Linked DNA regions of Homo sapiens: region 1 is linked to region 2. Evidence: read pairs that join two places in POLR2A ChIA-PET (ENCODE). Cell type or tissue: CD4-positive, alpha-beta T cell. All regions are shown on one strand. Each heading gives the region's core, and the rest is flanking DNA. Links, peaks and the distances in the headings are about the cores only.

Evidence for each region. Peaks named below come from ENCODE experiments on the same cell type or tissue, not always from the same donor. Only the 100,000 strongest peaks of a DNase experiment are listed, where the experiment ranks them.
Region 1: POLR2A ChIA-PET joins it to region 2 with 6 read pairs; 6 of 35 experiments call an interaction of 5 or more read pairs at or near these places.

What each region holds. Positions count from the first base shown.
Region 1 is chr9:93,141,159-93,146,528 of GRCh38, reverse strand. All of the region lies in intron 1 of LOC124902212 (a long non-coding RNA gene), which reads right to left. Among named protein-coding and RNA genes, the nearest start is that of NINJ1, 9.6 kb to the right of the region's middle. RefSeq lists a silencer at 1-82 and enhancers at 2,105-2,244, 1,832-2,704, 2,705-3,577. In CD4-positive, alpha-beta T cell, for the core only: no CTCF peak of the experiment used is centred there; a DNase peak (open chromatin) is centred at 2,358; H3K27ac peaks cover 2,707 bases.
Region 2 is chr9:92,951,401-92,956,770 of GRCh38, reverse strand. All of the region lies in intron 1 of FGD3 (FYVE, RhoGEF and PH domain containing 3), which reads right to left. Among named protein-coding and RNA genes, the nearest start is that of FGD3, 6.6 kb to the right of the region's middle. RefSeq lists an enhancer at 2,592-2,691. In CD4-positive, alpha-beta T cell, for the core only: no CTCF peak of the experiment used is centred there; a DNase peak (open chromatin) is centred at 2,490; H3K4me3 peaks cover 1,739 bases; H3K27ac peaks cover 4,155 bases.

The DNA of each region.
Region 1 (5,370 bases), core at 123-5,122, 190 kb before region 2:
ACCTTTCTTTGGGTTTCCCAAACATAAAGTCACACACTTGAGACTACATGAGAGGAAATGAATATTTGAATCACTCTTGGCATATATTTTAAAATTTGCCACCCAGAAGAATCAGCCACTGCCCCTCTCCACCAGCTGTATTTACAGGTGCTGGCCTGAGGCAGACAATGCAGATAACCCAGCTGTGTTCCGCAGGAAATGAGCTCTGATTTTATTCTGAGGGACACTGTACCTAGCCTACCTTGTAAATAGTGGTAGCAATGAAATGTAAGAAGAATTAATTGAGTGGGTCATCTGGAAAGCTCCATAAGAGGGGACAACTGGAAATGAGCCCTGCTGTGCTCCCAACATCTGCTTCCTGCTGTGATGGTTGGCTAGCCAGCAGCCCTCATGGACCATGAGGCTACTTTGAGGATGGAATTTATACACTTTGCAAAGCAGAAAAGAAAGATCCCCAGTAACATTATGGGGGCCAAGCATGGTGGCTCACGCCTGTAATCCCAGCACTTTGGGTGGCCAAGGAGGGCAAATCACTTGAGGTCAGGAGTTCGAGACCAGCCTCACCCACAGGGTGAAACCCCGTCTACTAAAAATACAAAAATTAGCCAGGCATGGTAGTGGGCACCTGTAATCCCAGCTACTCAGGAGGCTGAAGCAAGAGAATTGCTTGAACCCAGGAGGCAGAGGTTGCAGTGAGCCGAGATTGCCCCACTGCACTCCAGCCTGGGAGACAGAGCAAGACTCTGTCTCAAAACACAAAAACAGAAACAAAAGAAACAGGCCACACGGCTGGGCATGGTGGCTCACGCCTGTAATCCCAGCACTTTGGGAGGTCGAGGCGGGTGGATCATGAGGTCAGGGGATCGAGACCATTCTGGCTAATACGGTGAAACCCCGTTCTCTACTAAAAAATACAAAAAATTAGCTGGGTGTGGTGGCGGGCACCTGTAGTCCCAGCTACTCAGGAGGCTGAGGCAGGAGAATGGTGTGAACCCGGAAGGCGGAGCTTACAGTGAGCCAAGATCACACCACTGCACTCCAGACTGGGCGACAGAGTGAGACTCCGTCTCAAAAAAAAAAAAAAAAAAAGAAACAGGCCAGGCACGGTGGCTCAGGCCTGTAATCCCAGCACTATGGGAGGCCAAGGTGGCTGGATCACTTGAGGTCAGGAGGTCGAGACCAACCTGGCCAACATGATGGAAACCTGTCTTTACTAAAAATACAAAAAAAAAAAAAATAGCTGGGTGGGGCAGCAGGCACCTGTAATCCCAACTACCTGGGAGGCTGAGAAAGGAGAATCACTTGAACCCGGGGGCAGAGGTTGCAGTGAGCTGAGATTGCACCATTGCACTCCAGCCTGAGTGAAACTCCATCTCAAAAAAAAAAAAATTACGGGGGTACCATGCTGGCCTTAGATTGCCTATATCCAGGCTTTTTTCATGTGAGAGAAAAACACATCCTAATTAGTGAAGCCTTTGAATCTTCAATCTCTGTACTGGCAACGAGACTGCTTTTTACCTCTCCAAAACCTTACTATCATTGGTTTTTAGTATATTACAATGATAGAAATTATTTATAGGTATCAAAAGGGGCTTAATTCTTTTGCAATCTGGATATTTTGAGAGTCATTATAGGCAGAAGAAATAACACAAGCAAAGTTGTACAAGCTGGGAAAGACAGGCATTTTCAGGGACACATCAGTTACTTCCTGGAGTGTCTGCCTGTCTGCTCTCGCCTTACTAAGAGAAAGAAGGTGAAGTCATATTGTGGAGACCCTTGCTGCCAGGTGAGACATGAATTCCATTCCCATCATGGAGAACCATGGAGGCAGGGTGTCACAGTGGAGACAATCTATGTTTCCATCTCCCTCCCTCTCTCTCTCTCATTTCTTCCATCCCTCCTTCTGTCTGTCTCCATCTGTCTCCCTTCTTCCTTCTCCCTGCAAGTCTTCCCCTTTCCCCTCCCTGCCTCTCTCCCTCCAGTTGCAGCAGGAGCGTTCTCAGGGAATGCCCTGTCTGGGACAGAACAACTCACAGGGGAACATGGACGGGTCGCACAGCTTGGAGAAGGAGTTGGAAAGCCGACACCCTCCACAGCAGGCGAGCCCAGCCCTGCTGGCACTCTGTGAAAGGCTATTTCTGTGTTTCCTGTGTTCAGACCAAGACATGCCATCCCTGCCTGATAAATGCCCCTTTGTGCTGGAAGGGTTCTCATAAACCCATGAGATGCTCTCAGCCAGACCCAACTGCACGTGGCCCTGAGCTCTGCCCGGCAACAGTACTGCTGGGGCCGGGACCCCTGCCAGCCTAGACGCCATCAGAGCCAGAGACAGGAAATGTGGCATTCTGGGGAGCCGCCCCGGAGGCTATGTGGCTTCTACACAGCACAGGCAACATCCACAGGTGGGACAGGCAGCCATGCCACAGTGAGGCCCCAGGTCACATGCAGAGGCCTGGCTCATGGCCAGACCTGCCTTAAATGTGGAGCTGGGAACTGAGGGGTCTGGCGACTCTGCTCCTTGGGATCCACTTCCTGAGCAGCAGTGGCCACAGGACGAGTCCCTGTGGTTGTTTGGCCCCACCCACCCCATGTCCGGCCATGAGGACACACCTCACATCCTACCTGATCTGTGTGTGTGTGTGTGTCTGTGTGTGTGTGTGTGTGTGTGTAGACAGAGTCTCGCTCTGTCGCCCAGGCTGGAGTGCAGTGGTGCGATCTCAGCTCACTGCAACCTCTGCCTCCTGGGTTCAAGCTATTCTCCTGCCTCAGCCTCCTGAATACCTGGGATTATAGGCGCCTGCCACCACGCCCAGCTAATTTTTGTATTTTTAGTAGAGACGGGGTTTCACCATGTTGGTCAGCTGGTCTTGAACTCCTGACCTTAGGTGATCCACTCTCCTTGACCTCCCAAAGTGCTGGGATTATAGGCGTGAGCCACCGCGCCCAGCCCCTACCTGCTCTTGACAGGAACCAGGGGGTCCCAGGGGCGGTCCCCTGCACAGTGCCACTTCCCTGGCAGCACCCCCACCCTCAGAACTCCACGTCCACCTTCCTTGGACTGGCATATTTCAACTTCCAAATTTTTCCTATAGGCTTCAGTTAAAAGGAAGGAATAGAACCAGAGGTTCGCCACCAAAGCAAGACTCCAGGGAAATTTGGAAGGAGAAGCAGCTGTGGAAACCAGCGTTTTCAGACCGTGAGGCACAGGTGGCCTTCAGATGAGGCCGACAGTGGCCGGGGCAAAGAGCAGAGGACAGAGAGCGAAGGGCATGCCCCCCTGCTTGCCGTCTGCAGTCGCATTCTCTGCAAATAAGGTCGTCTGGGACCCCTGCTTTTCAAGGTTATTGTCCCAGATGATGTATCTTTTTTTTTTTTTCTTTGAGACAGGGTCTCACTCTGTCACCCAGGCTGGAGTGCAGTGGCAAAATTTCCACCCGCTGCAACCTCCAACCCCTGGTTCAGGCAATTCTCGTGCCTCAGCCTCCCGAGTAGCTGGGATTACAGGCATGCACCACCACGCTAGCTAATTTTTGTATTTTCAGTAGACATGGGGTGTTGTCATGTTGGCCAGGCTGGTCTCGAACTCCTGACCTCAAGTGATCCGCCTGCCTTGGCCTCCCAAAGTGCTGGGATTACAGGTGTGAGCCACCACACCTGGCCCCTGATGACATATCCTTGACCAAAATGAAGGCGACACTCGCTTACCTGCTGGCCTGAATGTGCTCACCAACCCTCTACTTGACCCAGTGAGGACATCCCCAGCCTGAACACAATGATCCCAACCAGCATGAAAACATGTGGGCTGACTCTCTCGGGCTTGGGACGGAGTCCTCTTTAGGCCTCGTCCCTTCACGGATTTATGCAAGGAAAATAACTAAAAATGGTATGTTTATAGTATGTTTGTTTCCAACATGCCACACTGATGACTCCTGACTTTTCCACAGTGGAGGGACACCTGCCTCATGCTGAGGGACAGTGGGAGGGCTTGTGGGAGGCACTGGGCCCCAGACTTACAGGGGGCAGCTTCTCAGAAGCAGGCTCTCCCCTACCTGTGCCCCTGCGTCAATCCTCAGCTTGGCCCACATCCCTGCCTCAGAACTTGCAGGGACAGCTGTGCCCGGTGGCTTGGAGTAGGGTTCCTGGGCCAGCAGCATCAGCCCCTCTGGGCTGGTCCCAGTGAGCTGTGTTCTCACAGAGTTCTGATGCATGTCCAAGTTTGAAAACCGCAGGCCCAACCAGAAACAGGACCAGACAACTCCCTCTAGGCCGGGAGTGATGGTGTTCTACTGGTGTGAGCTCATGCTCAGAAGTCGCAGGCTGACCCCTGTCCCCTCCCTGCCACAGGACAGGGAGGGAGTGGGGACAGGAGGCTTCCACAGCCTGAGCCTGAAGCCCCCACCCCACTGCAGGCTCTTGTGACATTCACAGAGGTCTCCCCCAAGGAAGCTACGGGTAGCCTTGGGCCTGAGGTGGGCTGAGATTCCCTAGGCAGGACAGGAAAGGGCTTTGGCTTGGCTGCGAGGTAGCTCCTGGCACCCAGCCACAGTAGGCAGAGGGTGCAGTGTGGACTCAGGCAATCTGGGTTTGAATCTCAGCTCTCAGAGCCCCAGTTTCCCCGTCTGTAGAAAGGACACAACAACACCATAATGAGATCATGCACACCCCACCTGGGCTACAGTGTGCTCAGCAGTGACTGCTGTTGAAATCCAACCAATAGTCCCATAGACAGTCTTTCTTTTCTTTTCTATACATATATATTTTTTTTTCTTGAGATGGAGTCTTCCTCTGTCATCCAGGCTGGAGTGCAATGGTGAGTTCTTGGCCCACTGCAACCTCTGCCTCCCAGGTTCAAACAATTTTACTGCCTCAGCCTCCCAAGTAGCTGGGACTACCAGCGCCCGCCACCACGCCCAGCTAATTTTTTTTTTTTTTTTTTTTTTTGAGATGGAGTTTCACTCTCGTTGCCCAGGCTGGAGTGCAATGGCACAATCTCAGCTCACTGCAACCTCAACCTCCAGGTTCAAGCGATTCTCCTACCCCAGCCTCCTGAGTAGCTGGGATTACAGACATGCACCAACACGCCCGGCTAATTTTGTATTTTTAGTAGAGATGGGTTTTACCATGTTGGTCAGGCTGGTCTCAAATTCCTGACCTCAGGTAATCTGCCCGCCTTGGCTTCCTAAAGTGCTGAGATTACAGGCATGAGCCACCACACCCTGACCTATTTTAATTTTTTTAGTAGAGATGGGGTTTCACCGTGTTCTCCAGGCTGGTCTCGAACTCCTGACCTCAAGTGATCCACCTGCCTCGGCCTCCCAAAGTGCTGGGATTACAGGTGTGAGCCACTGCCCCCACCTTCTTTTTATTTTT
Region 2 (5,370 bases), core at 128-5,127:
CAGGCAGAACTAGTTTCTGAAGTCAGAACAGAGGTGCCCTGTGGTACTCTGGAAGGCAGTGTCTTAGTTTATCCTGGTTATTATAACAAAGTCCCACTGGCTAGGTGGCTGAAAAGTCAAAAATTTACTTTCTCACATTCCAGGAGGCTGGAACTCTGAGATCAAGGTGTTGGCAGGGTTGGTTTCTCCTGAGGCCTCTCTCCCTGGCTTGTAGGCAGCCATCATATCCTTGTGTCCTCACGTGGTTGTCCCTCTGTGAGTCCTCAGCTCTTCTTTTTGGACACCAGTCATGACAGATCAGCACCCACTCTCAGCACCTCATTTTAACTTTGTTACCTCTTTAAAGGCCCTGTCTCCAACACAGTTACATTCGGAGGTACTGGGGATTAGGGCTTCAACATGTATTTTGCAGGGACATAGTCAGGCCCATAATAGTCCCCCAAAGTGAGAACAAGGCAAGGATGCCTGCTGTCACCACTCTTATTCAACACAGTGGAGAAGGTTCTAGCCAGTGCAATAAAACAAGAACAGAAACGAAAATGCATGCTGAGCAGAAAGGAAGAAATAAAATTGTCCATGTTTGCAAATGACATGACTGTCTACAAAGAAAATGCCAAGAAGCGAAAACAAACAAACAAACAAACAAACAAAACTCCCAGAACTAGTATGTGAATTTAGCAAGGTCAGGGATACAAAATCAAGTCACAAAAATCACTTTAATTTGTATATACTGGCAATGAACATGCAGACATGGAAATGAAAACTATGTTGTCATTTACACATTAACTGTGGTACATCCATGCCACACAACAGCACTCAGCAATAACAAGGAAACACTATTGACACACACAGCAGCCTAGATGTGTGATGATTCCCCTGCATGAATTCCCTTAGAGGAATCCCAAGGGATTATGCTGGTGGAAGAAAGATAATTTCAAAAGATTACATGCTATATGACTCCGTTTATATAACATTCTCAAAATGACAAAATTGTAGAAACAGAGAACAGATTGGCTGCTGTCAGGGGCAGGCAGGGAGCAGGTGGACATCAAAGGGCCACAGGAGGCTCCCTGTGCTGGTGCTGCTCTGTGTCTTGACTGTACCAGTGTCAAGGTCCGAGCTATGATATGGTCCTATATCGTTTTGCAAGCTGTTACCACTGGGAAATCCCGGGTAAAGGCCCACAGTATCTCTGCATTATCTCTTATGTGTCTATACAGTCATTTCAAAATAAAAAGTTTAATTAAACAACTAGCTAGTGGCATCCCTTGGCTCTATTTATTTTTATTTTTATTTTTGAGAGGGAGTTTTGCTCTCTTTGCCCAGGCTGCCTCAGCCTCCCGGGTAGCTGGGATTACAGGCATGCACCACCATGCCTGGCTAATTTTGTATTTTTTTAGTAGAGATGGGGTTTCTCCATGTTGGTCAGGCTGGTCTCGAACTCCTGACCTCAGGTGATCCGCCCACCTCAGCCTCCCAAAGTGCTGGGATTACAGGTGTGAGCCACCGTGCCTGGCCATCCCTTGCCTCTTAAGAGAAGCAGTGAGCCTACAAGTGACTCACAGTAAAGCTGGAATCCTCAGCGTCATCTCAGAGTTGGCCCGGCTGGAACCTGGCCCTTGCAGCCTCCCAGCCTCATTCCTGGCCTCTACAATGATTGGGAGCACCTCTCCCTACCCTCACGGGCCTTGCCTCTCACGTCTGTTCCCTCTGCTCCTTGGCCACCTGACCACACCAGCTTTAGAGCTTCCCTCTGGGTGCAGCTGGCTCTCGGACACATAGACACCATATCGCCATCACTCTCCAGGCAGACCGTGAGTTCCATGAATGCAGGCAACGATGCTCCAAGCATCCTCTAATTTCTCCTTTTCCAGAAGACAAAGCTGTGGTTCAGAGAGGTGGAGGAAATGTCAAGGCCACGATACTCAGAGCCTAGCAAGATGCAGCTGAGGTGGCTGGTCTCTAGGACACAGCCCAAGGTGCAGGACAAAGGGGAACCAGGAGGCCAGGGCTCAGGGGAGTAAAGAGCTTGGAAGTAAGAGTCCCATTCAATGACCAGGACACTGAGGTTCAGAGAGGCCAAAGTGCGGTCACTCAGTCAGTCAACAACCATTTGCTGAGCGGCTCCTAGGACACAAGAATCCTTGGGAGATGGCCCCTGAGGAAGGAGCAGCTCTGGCCTGCAGAGACCCTCATGGCTGCCACTTCCTGTGCAAGGTGACCCCGGCCCCTGCCCTTCTGCTCACTTATTAGGGTCACAGCCAGTCACTTGGGCCACACGGGCACAGGACTCAGAGCCCGGCTGCTTCTCCAATCACCTGCCTGCTTTTGGGAACCGAGAACCACAGCTCTTGGATCCTTCCCAGAACCCTTGAGACCCAAGGATTGGACAAAGTGCCCATGTTGAGTTACTCTCATTCTTCTGACAAGACAGGGGAAAGCCACAAAAATACCACACTAGCTAGGGCAGGAAGTGGGTGGGACCAGAGTAGTCATTCCTGTGTGGCTTTGGATGGGGTCCAAGGGTGGTGCACCTTTGTCAGCGTTCAGGCTCCAAGACAAATCCTACTCAACATGTGACCTAACAATAGACAAGACCCAAGGAAATGAAAGCTCCTGGCAGAGAGGCTGTGTGAAACCCTGAGAGTGACCGTCTCTGGGTGGTGAGCTTCCGGGAATTTTCATTTGCTTCTTGATGCTTCTCAGTAACATATAAATTTCTACGTAGAACATTATATTTGCATTTGGGAGGAAAGCCAACCTGTTTAAAAATACAAGAATCGAAGTTGTTCATTGGAGATTCCCAGCCGGGAACTATTGCCCAGTGAAAGCCAGCTGTCTCCATGTCTGTTTACATATGGAAAATTTAATTTCTACTTAGCTGTCCTAAATCTCTCTAATGAAAGATGTGGTTGAGAAACCAAAAAAAGAAGGGATACTGAGTGTAATTCTGCTTTCTGAAAACACATTTTTTGCAAAACATTTTCTAGGTTACTTTAAATTGAAATTACATTTGGTCCAAAGGCAGACAATATTTCCTAAACCTTGGCACTGCCCTTAACTTTACCTGCCTTCCTCCCAGGCAGGCAGCTGGGAGAGTGGACAAGCCCAGATCTGGAACTGTGAGGCCCGTGTGCAGGTGACATTGTGTGAGCCCCTTCACCCCAACATGGGGAAAATATCCCTGGACACCAAGTTCCTGGGGGCTCCCTGGGAAAATGTGTGTAAAATGCTACAGTGTGAGCAGCGAGAAGCTGGCTAGTCATCACTCACTATACCTCATTTCTTAAAAGTTGCTTTAAAAATATGTGATGCTTTAGTCATCTTGGCCAAAGTGGAGAGGCAAGCCCAGCTTCAAACTCTTAGACCAAGTGGCATTTTGAGAGCTTTCCACTCAGGAGACGTAATTACAGAGCGGCTCTGGCAGTTGGCTATGATAACATTAGAGCCTGAAGTGGAAGCGATTGTTTCTTATCCTTAACAAAGAGCCCTGATGTGTCTATACTTACACAAAAGTGCTGCATCTGGTGCATTTTTTTTTTACCCTGTAGGAAAAAATTATCAATGTGTAAATAGAGAATGATATACATTAAAAAATAAGGCAATAAAGGGGTGGCCACGCCCCCACTCAATCAGGCCCTGAATAAAGGATAATTCCAGCATTGTTATGCGGCAGCTGCACAGCGTCAACCAGAAACACTCATATGCCCAGGGAGGTGCGGGTCCTTTCCTATGCACTCCATGTCCAATCCAGACATCACATTCTGCCAAGTGGTATTCTCACAATCACTTGGATCCACCGTTTACTATTCAATCCTTAGTCTAAGCTCCTGATCAACCAGAGGCTATTCAGAATGCAACAACACATGTTTATTTAGGTTTCCTTTAAGGGCAGATGCTGAGCTGGAGGACCTCGGGGGAAGAAGTAATCAGAAAGCTTAGAACTGGAGGCACCTAAGGGTGATCACAGCAGCACTATTCTAAAGAAGAAAAAAGGGAAAGAATGAAGGAAGGAGGAAAAAAGGGAAGGAAAGAGAAAAGGAAGGAAGGAGAGAAAGAAGGAAAGAGAGAAAGAAGGGAGGGAGTGAGGAAGGAAGAGAAGGAGAAAGAGGGGGAAGGAGGGAGAGATTTGAGCCACACTTGCTCAACCTTCATAATGTTAAGGAGGGCCTTAGGATTGGAGGGTAGAGGATGGGATGGGGGGGCCTTCAGCTTTAAAACAGTTTGATTTTCGGGCCGGGCGCGGTGGCTCACACCTGTAATCCCAGCACTTTGGAAGGGCGAGGCAGGCGGATCACGAGGTCAGGAGATCAAGACCATCCTGGCTAACACGGTGAAACCCCGTCTCTACTAAAAAATACAAAAAATTAGCCGGGCGTGGTGGCGGGTGCCTGTAGTCCCAGCTACTTGGGAGGTTGAGGCAGGAGAATGGGGTGAAGCCAGGAAGCGGAGCTTGCAGTGAGCCGAGATCGTGCCACTGCACTCCAGCCCGGGCGACAGAGCAAGACTCTATCTCCAAAAAAAAAAAAAAAAAAAATTGACTTTCAACAATGATATGTGTATATATCCTTTGCATACTTGAAAATAAACAGAGATGTGCTCTGGTCACCCCCTGCATTGACTCACATGAGTTGGAAACCAGGGATATTAAGAAGCCCTTGGGGAGTCAAGTGTGGTCTCTAATGGATGAATTAGGGCCACGAATTATTCCTTATGCAGCATAGTTTGTTTTGCAGACAAAATATTTTGGAACTTGTTTAAAAGCAAGATCAGGGAGAGGGTCAAAAAACCAGATGCCCCTTTTGCCACTGAAGATCTTAGACCCTCAGATTTTGTCTGCCCTGGAGCTGGGGGACAGAGGCATCCTCTCTGCAGCCGTAAAGTCAGGGTCTTCTGACTGAGATCCCCCCAAGCCTACTTTACACCTATTTTGCATGGTCAAAGACCAGCAGTTTTATTCATTCAGTTTACCACCTCCGCAGCTACATGAATCCTTCAGGCACCAGTGTTTCAAGGACCAAGAACATGAGTGTGCTCAGACACAACCCTACATCTGGCAAAATCTACACAACTTTCATTAATTAATTAATTTTTTTGAGACAGGGTCTCGCTCTGTCACCCAGGCTAGAGTGCAGTGGCACAATCACAGCTCACTGCAGCCTCAACCTCTGGGTTCAAGCAATCCTCCCACCTCAGTCTCCCGAGTAGCTGGGACTACAGGCGCATGCCACCACACCTGGCTTATTTGTGTATTTTTTGCAGACAAGGATTTCACAATGTTGCCCAGCCTGGTCTTGAACTCCTGGACTCAAGCCATCCACCCATCTCGGCCTCTCAAAGTGTTGGGATTATAGGCATGAGCCATCCTGT